3 separate regions of the Homo sapiens genome follow, and regions 2 and 3 are each linked to region 1. A link is an interaction called in ENCODE POLR2A ChIA-PET data of the cell type or tissue named here. Cell type or tissue: GM12878. All regions are shown on one strand. Region 1 has its middle 96 kb from the start of SLC10A2. Region 2 has its middle 68 kb from the start of SLC10A2. Region 3 has its middle 110 kb from the start of SLC10A2.

Region 1 (4,000 bases):
CCCATGGCAATTTAATCCTGCATTAGGTAAAGACGCTGTACAGACTGTGGAACACTTGACTTATGCAAATATGACCTTACACAGATTGTTCTATGAAGCCCATAATAACATTTTAGATATGGAAATTTCCACTGTGGGCGGAAACACAAAGTTCTGCGGTGTGTGGCTGATTGCCGGGAAGCCAGAGTGCTGGGCAGGCAGGGCCATACAAGGGGAGGGCCTTCGGACTTTGCTTTCACGTTGCTCTGTTTTCCTATGGATTTTTGCTAGGCTACGTGTGCTATTTCAGTATTGTTTGTGTTGTTACTCCATTTATTGCATTCTAACTGTGACTGAATAAACCAGGTAATAGCAAGGGGGTACATTAGAAGAAAAAAAATGAAAGTTTAAAGGTTCTTAAAAATGCCAAAGCCTTTATTCCATTGTATGTGGATTTTATTTGGCTACTTCAACATTGAAAAGTATTTTGAACAAAAGCGCAAGCACAAAAGAGCACATAATGTTTTCTGCACATGGTGCAATGCTTAAGAGTCTAGGTTTTGGAGCTAGACAGATGGATTCTGAGTTTTGTCTCCTCTTTGCTATGTGACCTTGTCAGATTACTTACTGTCTTCCAGCTCAGTTTATCTTCTGTAAAGTGGGTGTGATGATGATACTGGAGTCTCTTAAGATTTTACTAAAGATTAAATGAGATAATACATGTAAAGTGTCTAGCTTTTGGCCTGGTACTTACAAAATCATACAACTCACAATTAAATTTCATTTTTGCATTGTTGGTAATGTTTACATTTCATAAATAGCACCTGCTGTGATAGCACTATGGATTTTTTTGAGTACTTACAAAAGCAGGATCTAAATGAAAAGTTAGCGATAATGCAGATAAAGGATGAAATTTAAAAATGTATACTATGTATTCAAATGATGATTCAAACAAGGAAGATAGAGAGCGAAAATATAATGCTTATAATGCAATGCTGTGGGAAGCCATGGGTGGTTCAATAGATTTAAAATTTGTGCCAATGTTCAAAATGTAAAAGTGAGAGGTTGAGAAGGCTAGTGCAGTCATAAAAGCCATAAAAATTATCCTAAAATGTTATGAATAATTATAAGGAGAACCTGGTATGGCACATAGCAACTTTTTGTTGTGAATTAAATTGGGCTCTTTTAGGGAATGATGTCAAAAAGGGGCAGACAATAAACAGTATTAAAGACCACATAAGCTAGTCATGCATTACTTTTCCCAAAGCGTTCAGTGTTAGTTAAAGCTAATACTGGCACTGGTTTATCATTTAGAACATCCATGTGTACTCGAAGGCCTTGGCAAGCTTGCAAATGTGTATATGTTTGAGCCAAACGTGCTTTGAAAGACACTGGGAGCAGCATGGGTGAAAAAAAGTGAGTAGATCTGGGCCTCTGTGAGGAAACCGAGGACTAGACCATGCTTTTATCTTTTGAGATCTTTGGCAATAGAATAACCATCAGTCCTAATTGCTTAGTGTTGCCTGACGCTCTCTTTCCATTATGTGAATTTATATTTTTATCTTCTTGACTTTCAGTTGCTGATAGGTTCTCCGTGATTGACTTATTACATTCCTGTTTGGCCTACATTTACTTGGAGTACACCTGTATCATTTTGAGAGAGACCTTCTTAGTCTTGCTAAATTGAAAGCTTCATTTATTTACTTTTTTATTTTTGTCTAGAGTTGGACTGGCAAGGCCTCTGAAGTTGTGAGTTGACTTCGCCTAGGCTGCTTGTTCTTCAGTCTCAGAACATCCTTAGCCACAGGTCATCTTTAAGAGCAATTTACTTATTTCATCTTGGTGAGAAAGAGCACTTAACATGAGATGGACCCACTTGACACATAGGTGAAATATTGCGTAGCAGATCTCTAGAGCTTATACTTGCTGAGCAGCAGGTGTTCACCTTTGTAACTGTGGGAACTTTACACTTGTGGAACAGTAACTCTCTGTTTCCCTTTCTTGTAGTTTCTGGCAACTGCCATTTTACTTTCTGTTTCTATGAGTTTGACTATTTCAGATCCCCCACATAAGTGGAATCACTCAATATTCATCCTTCTATTGCCACAGAAAAACTTGCATCAACTGATGCTGACTTGGATAACCTGGGATTTTTTTTTTTTTTTTTTTTTTTTTTTTTTTGGTACTGAGTGCAATGGCTGGACTCAGTACCAAATGGCTGGAGTGCAATGGCGCAATCTCGGGTCATTGCAACTTCCGCCTCCCAGCTTCAAGTGATTCTGCTACCTCAGCCTCCCGAGTAGCTGGGATTACAGGCGCCCACCACCCCCAGCTAGTTTTTGTATTTTTAGTAGAGAAAGGGTTTCATCATGTTGGCCAGGCTGGTCTCGATCTCCTGACCTCAGGTGATCCACCCGCCTCGGCCTCCCAAAGTGCTAGGATTACAGGCATGAGCCACTGCGCCTGGCCGGATCACCTGGGATTTTAATCTTTCAGCCTAGCACAGTGCCTGGATTGCAGGAGGCATTCAACATATACTCTTTGAGAGAGGTCTTATTTAGAGTCACTGAATTAAAAGATTTATTTTGCCTGGGTGTGGTGGCTCACATCTGTAATCCCAGCACTTTGGGAGGCTGAGGCAGGCGGATCACCCAAGGTCAGGAGTTTGAGACCAGCCTGGCCAACATGGTGAAATCGTCTCCACTAAAAACACAAAAATTAGCTGGGCATGGTGGTGGGCGCCTGTAATCCCAGCTTCTCAGGAGGCTGAAGCAGGAGAATCGCTTGAACCCTGGAGTGGGAGGTTGCAGTGAGTGAAGATTACGCCACTACCCTCCAGCCTGGGAGACAGAGCGAGACTCCATCTCAAAATAAATAAATAAATAAAAGCTTTATTTATTTACTTTTTGCCAAATAATAAATTTTTGTATGCTTTGGATGCATGGAAGAAAATGATTGTGGCCAAATATACATGTTTACCATAAAATCAATTTATTGCTAAGTACTAAAGAGTAAAAAAATTACAGATGCGACAGTAATAACAGCAACATTTATCCATTGAGCCTTTCTTGCCTGCCAGCCCTGGTGCTAAGCTTCACGTTCATTTAATCCTCACAACAATCCTGGAAGGTATGTATTAGAATCTCCATTTGTAGATGAGTAGCAGTATTTTAAAGTTTGGAGAATAGCCCGGAAGGTCACAGTATTGTTGGAACTGAGCTCATGCATTGGAGATTATGGAATGATTTGATCAGTGTTACTCTGCTTCCTTCGTTGTCTCCAAGCTCTGATGGAAAAAGTTGCAGACCATCTTAGTCACTACCTGGGCAAGCTTTTCTTTTTTTTCTTTTTGTTGTTTTATTTCAATAGCTTTTGGGGTCCGTGTGTTTTTTTGTTATATGGATGAATTATATAACGGTGAAATCTGAGATTTTAGTGCACTCATCACTTGAGTAGTGTACATTGTACCTAATGTGTAGTTTTTATCCCTAGCCCTCCTCCCATCCTCTCCTTTCTGAGTCTCTAAAGTCCATAATATCACTCTGTTTGTCTCTGCATACTCATAGCTTAGCTCCCACTTGTGAGAGCTAAGTGAGAACATATGGTTTTGGTTTTCCATTCCTGTGTTACTTCACTTAGAATAATGGCCTCCAGCTCCATCTGAGTTGCTGCAAAAGACATTATTTCATTCCTTTTAAAGGCTGAGTAGTATTCTGTGGTGTGTATATACCACATTTTCTTTATACACTCATTAGTCGATGGGCATTTAGGTTGGTTCCACATTTTTGGGTAAGCTTTTCTTTCATAACATACATCTATTTGGTCATTTACTTTTAGTTTTGCCATTCAGGGTGACAGAGATATTTTAGATGCTCTGATTATGTTAAAGAATAAACCCCAAGAAAGGTGTTTATTGAAATGCAGTTAGTTTATCCAGACATATTCCTGGTTCTTAAGCATGTTTCCTTGTTCAAGTTCAACCGTTTCAGTTTGGTTTCCTGCTAAACTTGGAGGAATCAAC
Region 2 (4,000 bases), 160 kb after region 1:
TTTCTTCTATCATTGTAGAAAGCTATGTAAGTTACTTTCTATATTGTCTTGATTATTCCTAATCAGTCCCCACTAGAATGTTAGTTTCACAAAGGCTAAATTTTTGTTGTTGTTCAGTTTTGTCTAAGAGCTGGAACAGTGTTTTGTTGGGTAAATATTGTTGGATGAATGAATGAATGAATGGTAGTTTCTGCTTAAAGTTCAATGATGGGGCAGACTTCCAGTTGGTTATGAAATAGAAGAAGAAAAATTAAATGATCTAGGAGAGTGGGACTATTCTCTGGCAAGGTTGCCCATGAAGACATTTGGTCTGGGCACCTGAGCCCTGTGCACCTGCCTTTTTTTTTTTTTTTTGAGATGGACCCTCACTCTGTCACCAGGCTGGAGTGCAGTGGCCTGATCTCGGCTCACTGCAAACTCCACCTCCCAGGTTCAAGCGATTCTCCTGCCTCAGCCTCCCAAGTGGCTGGGATTACAGACGTCCACCACCATGCCTGGCTAATTTTTGTATTTTTAGTAGAGATGGGGTTTCACCGTGTTAGCCAGGATAGTCTCGATCTCCTGACCTCGTGATCTGCCCGCCTCAGGCTCCTAAAGTGTTGGGATTACAGGCGTGAGCCACCGTGCCCAGCTGCGCCACCGTGCCTGGCTGCACCTGCCTCATTTTTATCTGCACGGCAGTTCTCTCTGCTTTCCTGATGGGTGGGTGGAAGGTGCCCTGCCACTCTAACCCAACAGGTCCTGCACTCAGAGTGCTTAGAACTGCGACCTTTATCTCTCATTATACCACATGCCATAGATCCTGGCATCCAAAGGGAGTGTAGATTTCTCTGTTTTGCTTTCAAATCCCAAACCCCTGGCAGAGACTCCTTGCTTCTGCTTGAGTCAGCTGCCACATCCTATGCTCACCTAACTGCGAGGGAAAAGGAGATCTCAGGGCTGCCTGAGGCTACCCTGTGGTCGCATGCTTGTGACTAGTGACCTTGCAAAGGGAAGGAGAACCTGCCTTCTCCTCGGGAGCCCTTGACTTCAAACAGTTGGGTGCATGTTGCTTCTGTTCCCTTTATCACCCTGGCATTTTGTTCTAATTTGTCCCTTTCTCCTTTCACTCTTTTTCTGATCCCCACTCACACTGGTCTTTGTTCTTGAGGTTAAAAGAAGCTCAGGCCAGCTTGATGCTTCTCAATGGACTCCCAGGCACCAGGAACACGATTGAAGGCGCTGGCCAGGCTCTGTCTCTCAGTCTCTCTGATGTGATGTGGGGCTCCTCAGATGGTGTGGCTGATGGAGGCCCCAGCTTCCCCCTTGGTGGTCACTGGTCAGTTTTCACTCTGTCTCTTATGCAGTGTATTAACCCCAGGGGGCATTGCTCTCTGCAGCAGACAGTGGAAACAGCCTGTTGGGAACGAGGCTGCCCATCCAGCTCCTTCGATCTTCTGATAAAAGCAGACTGGGGCGCAGTCAGCAGCAGTCGGATTCCTTTAAAGACCTGCCTGCCTTGCCAAGAGAAGGGTTGTTTGTTCAGGTTTGCACTTGGCTGGCATAAAAGGCATTGCAGGGACTGGAGTAATGGTATTCTCTTGGGTCTTGTCCAGAGTAACTTTAGAAAATAATTGATGAGCACTTGTTATTTTCCCCAGCTTAACATTCAACTTGTGGGTGATCCCCATTGTTAGACTTCACCTAAACCTGGCTTTGTGCCACTTTTTTTCTTAGACTTGGAAACTCAAAAGATTACATAAATTTGTTGGTTGTAAGTATTGGATGTCTTCCCATGGAGACTGGACCAGAGACAGCAATATAGTTCCAGGTAAATTTATGAGTTTTTATTCAGGTTGGACGTTTTGGCCTCATATGAGGACATTTTAGGGCATTTTGCTGCATTCCTAGAAAACACCTTCAAATGTTGAGCTGCCAGTGTGCTGTGGGGCAATTCTATATGGGGGTGCAAGGAACACTTCTGATGAACTGAGAAGGAAAAAATGGCTTCCTGACACTCTTGCTGGGCCACACAGGTCACCTACCAAGCCGATTCAATGGCTGAACTTTTGTATAAAAAAGCTAGATAAAGCAATCCCCTCTGGCAGAATGAAAGTTTCCATTAAATGTGAGCCAAGGGCCATCAGCTAAATTGAAAGATAAAGACATGCAAAGGGTATCTAGTGCCCTGGTGCATGTGGAACTGAACCGTTTTATCTAGAGGTCGAGGGAGTCATAGTGGACAAGGTCCCTTGAGGGGAAGTGGTGAAGCCAAGGGGCTGGAGGAGATGCTCAGGCTGAGAGTGACAAGCAGAAGCCAGGAAGCTTAGCCAGAGACATGAGCCTCAGGCAGAGCTGAGTGGTCTCTGCCTGGGGAGGAGAGAAGCAAAGACATGCCAATCAGAGAACAGAGTTCAGCTGCCAAAAAGTGCAATGAACCAGTTTTCTCTCCCCATCTCCTTACAATGGAAGGAAAATTAAAAACAAACAAACAATAGACTCTCACCCATACCTTTTATAGTGCATTTGTAGCTGTTATAATATTTTTATATAGATAATATTTTTTTGAATGAGTTCTGGAGATCTAATGTACAGCATGGTGACTATTGTTAACAATACTATATTGAATACTTGAAATTTGCTAAGATATTGATCTTAGGTATTGTCATAATATACAACAAATATTAACTCTGTGAGGTGATGAATATGTTAATTAGTTTGAAGCTGGTAATCCTTTCACAATGTGTATCAAAACATGTTGTACATCTTAAATATATACAACTTTTATTTGTAAATTATACCTCAAAAAAGCTGGAAAAGATAATGAAATAATATTTTGTGCTGGATGCTTTTTTGTTGGGAAATGGCCCTGCATCAATCACATGCTCTTGATGTCAAGTAAAAATTCTTCCTTTATCCCTAGATGGGACTCATTTTTACCTTTATAATTCTGGTTACAACAATATGAAACGGTACTGTGCAAGAGTTATTTTCTTTCATGCCTGCTGTTCGTGTTTAATGACTTGGATCTCTGTTTTAACACAATATCCACAACTTAAAACTCAGAGAACTGCCAACACAGATGCTAGTTTACTTTGTATAGCTCTAAGATGAGAACTTCAATTTCATATTGGGGGAAAGTCACCTACCACTCCCCTCCCTGCCCTTAGAGCTAGAACTTGTTTATGAAGCAACCTCAGCTAAATGCAAAGAAGATAAGCCAGAAGAGAGAGAGTACATGTCTATTCCAAGTCTGTTATGTTCCCTGTTCAGCGCGTGACAGCCTGAGCCTCAGTGGTTTTGACACTATGGTCCCATGAGCTCTAACTTCTGATGAGGTTTCCTGGGGATGTGCTAAGAGCCAAGCAGAGAGTCTGTCCTCCTGAAGTTCCACTTGGTCCGTTTTATATTTTGGGATTACCTGTCACATTTGTTTTAAAGATGGTTACTCTTGCTTAAAAATAAATTTAAAAATGGTTTCTGTATAACGCTTAGTCTTCACAACATTCCTGTGGGTTTGCTACCCTGATTTCCATTTAATAGATGAAAGAATTGGGGTCCTGGGTAGTCATCTGGTGCAGGATAACAGGTGGGTAAGTGGCCTCCCGCTCAGCATTTCTCCACAGTCTCACTTAGAAGCAAGGAAAGATGCCTCTGAGAGAAGGGACTTAAATATTCATACACTAATGCTTATGCATGTTCCTCACCAAGGAGTCCCTGACTGTCACTCTATATTCTTTTGTCACTATGACGATGGACATGACAGGCAGATTTCAGAACAACATTCAACAAATATTGATTGAGTTAAGAGTCAAATAGAAATATGCTCAAACCCGAAACGAGGCTGTGAGGATATAGGGCGGTGAATGGGACACCTGCCTTCATGGAGGTTACAGCACAATGGATAGACCGATATAAATAATAAACTACAGTCTTGTTTCCAATTTTGAGAAGTACCATGTCTCATCACGATAAACAGTGTTGAGTTTGATGGGAAGAAAAGAGGTGCTCAAAGCAAACT
Region 3 (4,000 bases), 210 kb after region 1:
TTAAACAGCAAAGTAATTCCTTAAGAGATTTCCTAATGTTGACTAATAGAAAACATCTCACTTTTTCCACTTTCACTTTTCCCCAGCAAGTTCATTATGGAGTAGATAGTTTAGAAGGCTGATGCAGAAAGGAGTCTGAACATATTTGTAATGTCAGAAAAAGTGGAGGAAGAGATGACCAAACATTACAAAAGAGCTTTGTAAGTTAAGAACTGAAACACCAAACTGGAAAACACAGGTTCTTTATTATAAAATTGGTTGTTACCTATCCATAACATTGATGAGGCTGACATGTTTAGAATGAGCTTTTTTATCCTTAAGTATTTTTTTCCTGTTCTGCTTTGCATTACTAGAAGAGAAGAAGAAAAAAGCAGAGACATATAGTTATGTTAATTTCTGAAACCTCTTTTCAATGAAATTTTAACCTCTGTTATGTGCCAAGTGCAATAAATATCTTGCTTTTGTGTTGGCGATACATATGAAAATCCTGGCCTCCTTTTTAATTAGCCCTACAACACAATTACAGCCTTTGGGTTATCAAACTCTTACACCAGATAAAAGAGGAAAAACACCACCACGATGTGGTGGTCCAATTGATGGTAATTGGACCTGGTCTGGATCGGAAAGGGCAATTATCATTTCTCACTGCTTCTCTTCCTCTTATGTGAAGTTCATTTGGACGACCTTTTGCCATTTTTGCCCAATGACATAGAGTGGCCTGTTCTTGGGCTGAAAGCACTCTAGTTACTCTTGCTGTCAGAGAAGTATTTCAGCAGATCATGGCTTGCAGCTACAATAAGAAACCAGTGAAAGTGCAGGCAAAATTTGTTTCCTTTCAAGCGAAGAGGTAGTTTTGTTTTTTTCCCCATTGTGTCCTAAGCCTGGGTTTAAGGATATGATATTGGTTTCCACAAAAAGTCGAAAAATTTACATACTGATGGTATCTGCACTTCAGGAATTTCCTTTAAAATAAATATTAAATAAGTCATGATGCTTAAAAACTAGATATGAGAAGTAGTGCACATGATTGCTAGTAAGAGGAGATCCCCAAGTTCCTGTACTGTGATCAGGTGCCTCAAAACACACCATTGGAATTGGAGTTGGAGGCTTAGAGTAGAAACAAGTTAATTTTAGCCTTTAAAGTTGGCCCCCTTCGTTGTAGGGGGCAAGAAACAGCCTGGTTTTGTCCAAAACAAATGGTGATGGTTTCTATTGCATAAAATATGATTGTGTACGTATAAAGCTCAACACCCTACTTACCTGGGTTATTCTGGCAAAAGTTCTATTTTAGTCCAAATTACCTGCTTTGGGAAGAAGGTTGCTTTTCTCAGGGGGTAATTACCAGTGCAATCGCAGCACCATCTGCTCGCCTTATGTTCTGTAGATGACTCGAAGGAGATAGTTTCAGGAGAGACCTGAAAAGGGAACATTTCAGGAGGGAGGAAATGAAGATAACCTAAAAGAAAGTAATAATTAGGAACTTAAAGAGGAAGAACATATGGTTTTGAACATATAACTTAGCAGTGTCCTAGACCTCTGGCCCAGCTGAGGTTTTCCCAGGAGTAAGAACTGAGAGAGAGTCGGGGCTAGAACAGAGAGTGGCCAATTAACCTAAAGGGAATCTCCAGAGGGACCTAGCAGAGAGAAATAGCAGATGGTATTCATTTGTGATTTTGTGGTGAAGAAGTAGCCGCAGGCTAGGTGCAAACGGCAGAATCTTGCTTTCCATATTCTAAGACAAAACTTTAAAAGGAAAGCCTGCGTACCCAGGAGAATTTTCATGCAGTCATCATTCATTTAAAAAATATACTTAACACCTCCTAAGCAGGATGTATTTCACTAGGCTGTTAGAGGAGATATGCTGATGTGTAAGTTATGGTTCCTTCCCTTGGGGATTGTACAATTCAATAGGAAAGCAGGGGAAATAAGATGTGTGCATGTCCAGGTAACTACCATTCATGGCACATAAGTGCCACATTAGGGAGACAAAGTGCTATGGGGTTTCACAGAGGTGAGAGTTAATTCCTGTTAGGGCATGAGGAGGAGGCTTCATGGAGAATGTGGAATTTGAGCGGGACCTCTGTGGATAGATAGAATTTTGCTGAGCTCTGAGAGCCTGCCTTGTATGGAGGTGGGATTCAACAGAGATTCAGGGACTTTAAGTAGAGTGGTTTGGGATTTTAATATTTATCTGGAGAGACAAAATTATATAAATATTTTTCACACTTTAAATACATCTGAAATTTGATTCTGCATTCTTGGGCGATTAAGCTGCATTTGAAAAAATGTGTACAATCAACCTTCAGTAGTTCTAGCTTTAGCATATGTTAATCTTGCTCCTGCAGCTGTGACCTCAGAAATAGAATTTTAGCAAGAATAATTTTTTTATATATTTAAATTTTTTTTAGCTTTGGCAAACAAAGGCAGGAATGGCTTGAATTGCAAAAGCCACTAATGTTGTCAGATTCTCTTTTGCTTAGAGCCAGGTTGGAGTCTTGTCTGGAGGAACTGGAGTTTCTCTTATCACCCTGGACCCTCTATTCCATATGACCTGTCCCATATGTCATTCTCTCAGTGTCAGTTTTTGAATTATATAATAGGAACACTTGCATCTATCCTATTGTTAGTATCATGAAATAAATATCTTTCTGTAATATTTGAAACTAGTAAAAAGTGACATTGGGATACATGTTCTTTTACTCCACAAAGACAAGTTATTTAGTGACTTTTTAAGGGAGGAAAAACATTGAAATCCCTAGGTATAGTAGACCACATTTATCCATAGTATCCACCTTTTGGTGTCTTTCCCCCACCTTTTAATTTTGGTGAGTGCGCGCAAGTACATCTCCCCTCCGTCCCTCCCCATCCGTATCCAGGTCTTCTTGCCACGCAGTTCCTCCCTTGACAGTCTCCTAGTCTGTCAGCAGCAGGAACTGAGAGGATCAATTCAAGTGTGAATTATCTTTAATTAAAACCTGTCACTTAGAAGTAAGTGAAAGAGAATTTAACCTTTGTTTATTCCACCTCAGCTCCTCCAAGCGTCCCAGGGCTCCACTTTGAAGGGCCAGCCTGCTGCCTGTGGCTTGAGTGGATCACCCAAGGTTTCTGCTACTTGTGGAAGACAACCACTATTTTTCAGTATCCGTGAGCTGCCCAGGGGCACGCTCCCGGATCCATGTTACAAAATAGCCTTTCCTCCCGTTCGTTCTCCTCATTACACAAACATATGTCCATAGTGTGTATGAGAGACCATGAGTTCGAGCTTCCCTGCTCTCCTGTTCTCAGAGGCCTCCGTCGTCTTACAGACACCCAGCTGTCCTGCTGGATGGGCTTACACACTTTACTGTCACACTTAGTGGGGTGGCAACTGAGGACCATTGTCATGAAATCTCTCAACTTTTCTGTATTCTCAACTCCAATCTTGCAATATTGCATTTCCAACTAACTATAAGCATCTTCATTTGGCCATCCCTTTAGCACCTTAGATTCTGTCTGGGCCCAGCTTTCTAGGGCTAAGAGTTGGGGCAGGTCTTTGCCTGCTGTGCCAGTTGGTGATTCTGCCAGGAGAGTCTTGGTGAGAGGTTGGTGTGGCTGAACTGAGAAGTCCATCACCTAGGAGCATCTGAAGTTAGTTGACAGCCATGATGGAGGGCATGAGCCATGGGTAAACAGGAGCAGTGGTAAGCTGATCATCAGTTGGAAAGGCTGGCTGTTGGGAAGTAAAAAAGAATAAGGAGTAGACGAAACAGATTAGATAGAGACTACGTTGAGGTCCTAATAGGGCAAATATTGCTTTAGAATTGGTTTGAGTAGTATTTACTCAACATAAGTCTCTGTAGATAACTTGGCACACTTTGCTGGGTTGGGGTTGTACCTAAAATTCGCAGACATACTAGACAAATTTGCAGGTGTGGAAATAAACTTATCTTCTATTTCCTTCTCTTGTGTTGCCTCTGAAGGTCATCATGATTCTCCCAGTTACTCAAGGCTTTTTATGATT

The links. Peaks named below come from ENCODE experiments on the same cell type or tissue, not always from the same donor. Only the 100,000 strongest peaks of a DNase experiment are listed, where the experiment ranks them.
Region 2: POLR2A ChIA-PET joins it to region 1 with 7 read pairs; 2 of 35 experiments call an interaction of 5 or more read pairs at or near these places.
Region 3: POLR2A ChIA-PET joins it to region 1 with 9 read pairs; 1 of 35 experiments calls an interaction of 5 or more read pairs at or near these places.

Annotation. Positions count from the first base shown.
Region 1 is chr13:102,968,824-102,972,823 of GRCh38, forward strand. No RefSeq gene overlaps it. Among named protein-coding and RNA genes, the nearest start is that of SLC10A2, 96 kb to the right of the region's middle. RefSeq lists an enhancer at 1,881-2,080. In GM12878, no CTCF peak of the experiment used is centred here; a DNase peak (open chromatin) is centred at 1,908; H3K27ac peaks cover 1,633 bases.
Region 2 is chr13:103,132,207-103,136,206 of GRCh38, forward strand. No RefSeq gene overlaps it. Among named protein-coding and RNA genes, the nearest start is that of SLC10A2, 68 kb to the left of the region's middle. RefSeq lists an enhancer at 2,110-2,169. In GM12878, no CTCF peak of the experiment used is centred here; a DNase peak (open chromatin) is centred at 2,245.
Region 3 is chr13:103,177,836-103,181,835 of GRCh38, forward strand. No RefSeq gene overlaps it. Among named protein-coding and RNA genes, the nearest start is that of SLC10A2, 110 kb to the left of the region's middle. In GM12878, no CTCF peak of the experiment used is centred here; a DNase peak (open chromatin) is centred at 1,636.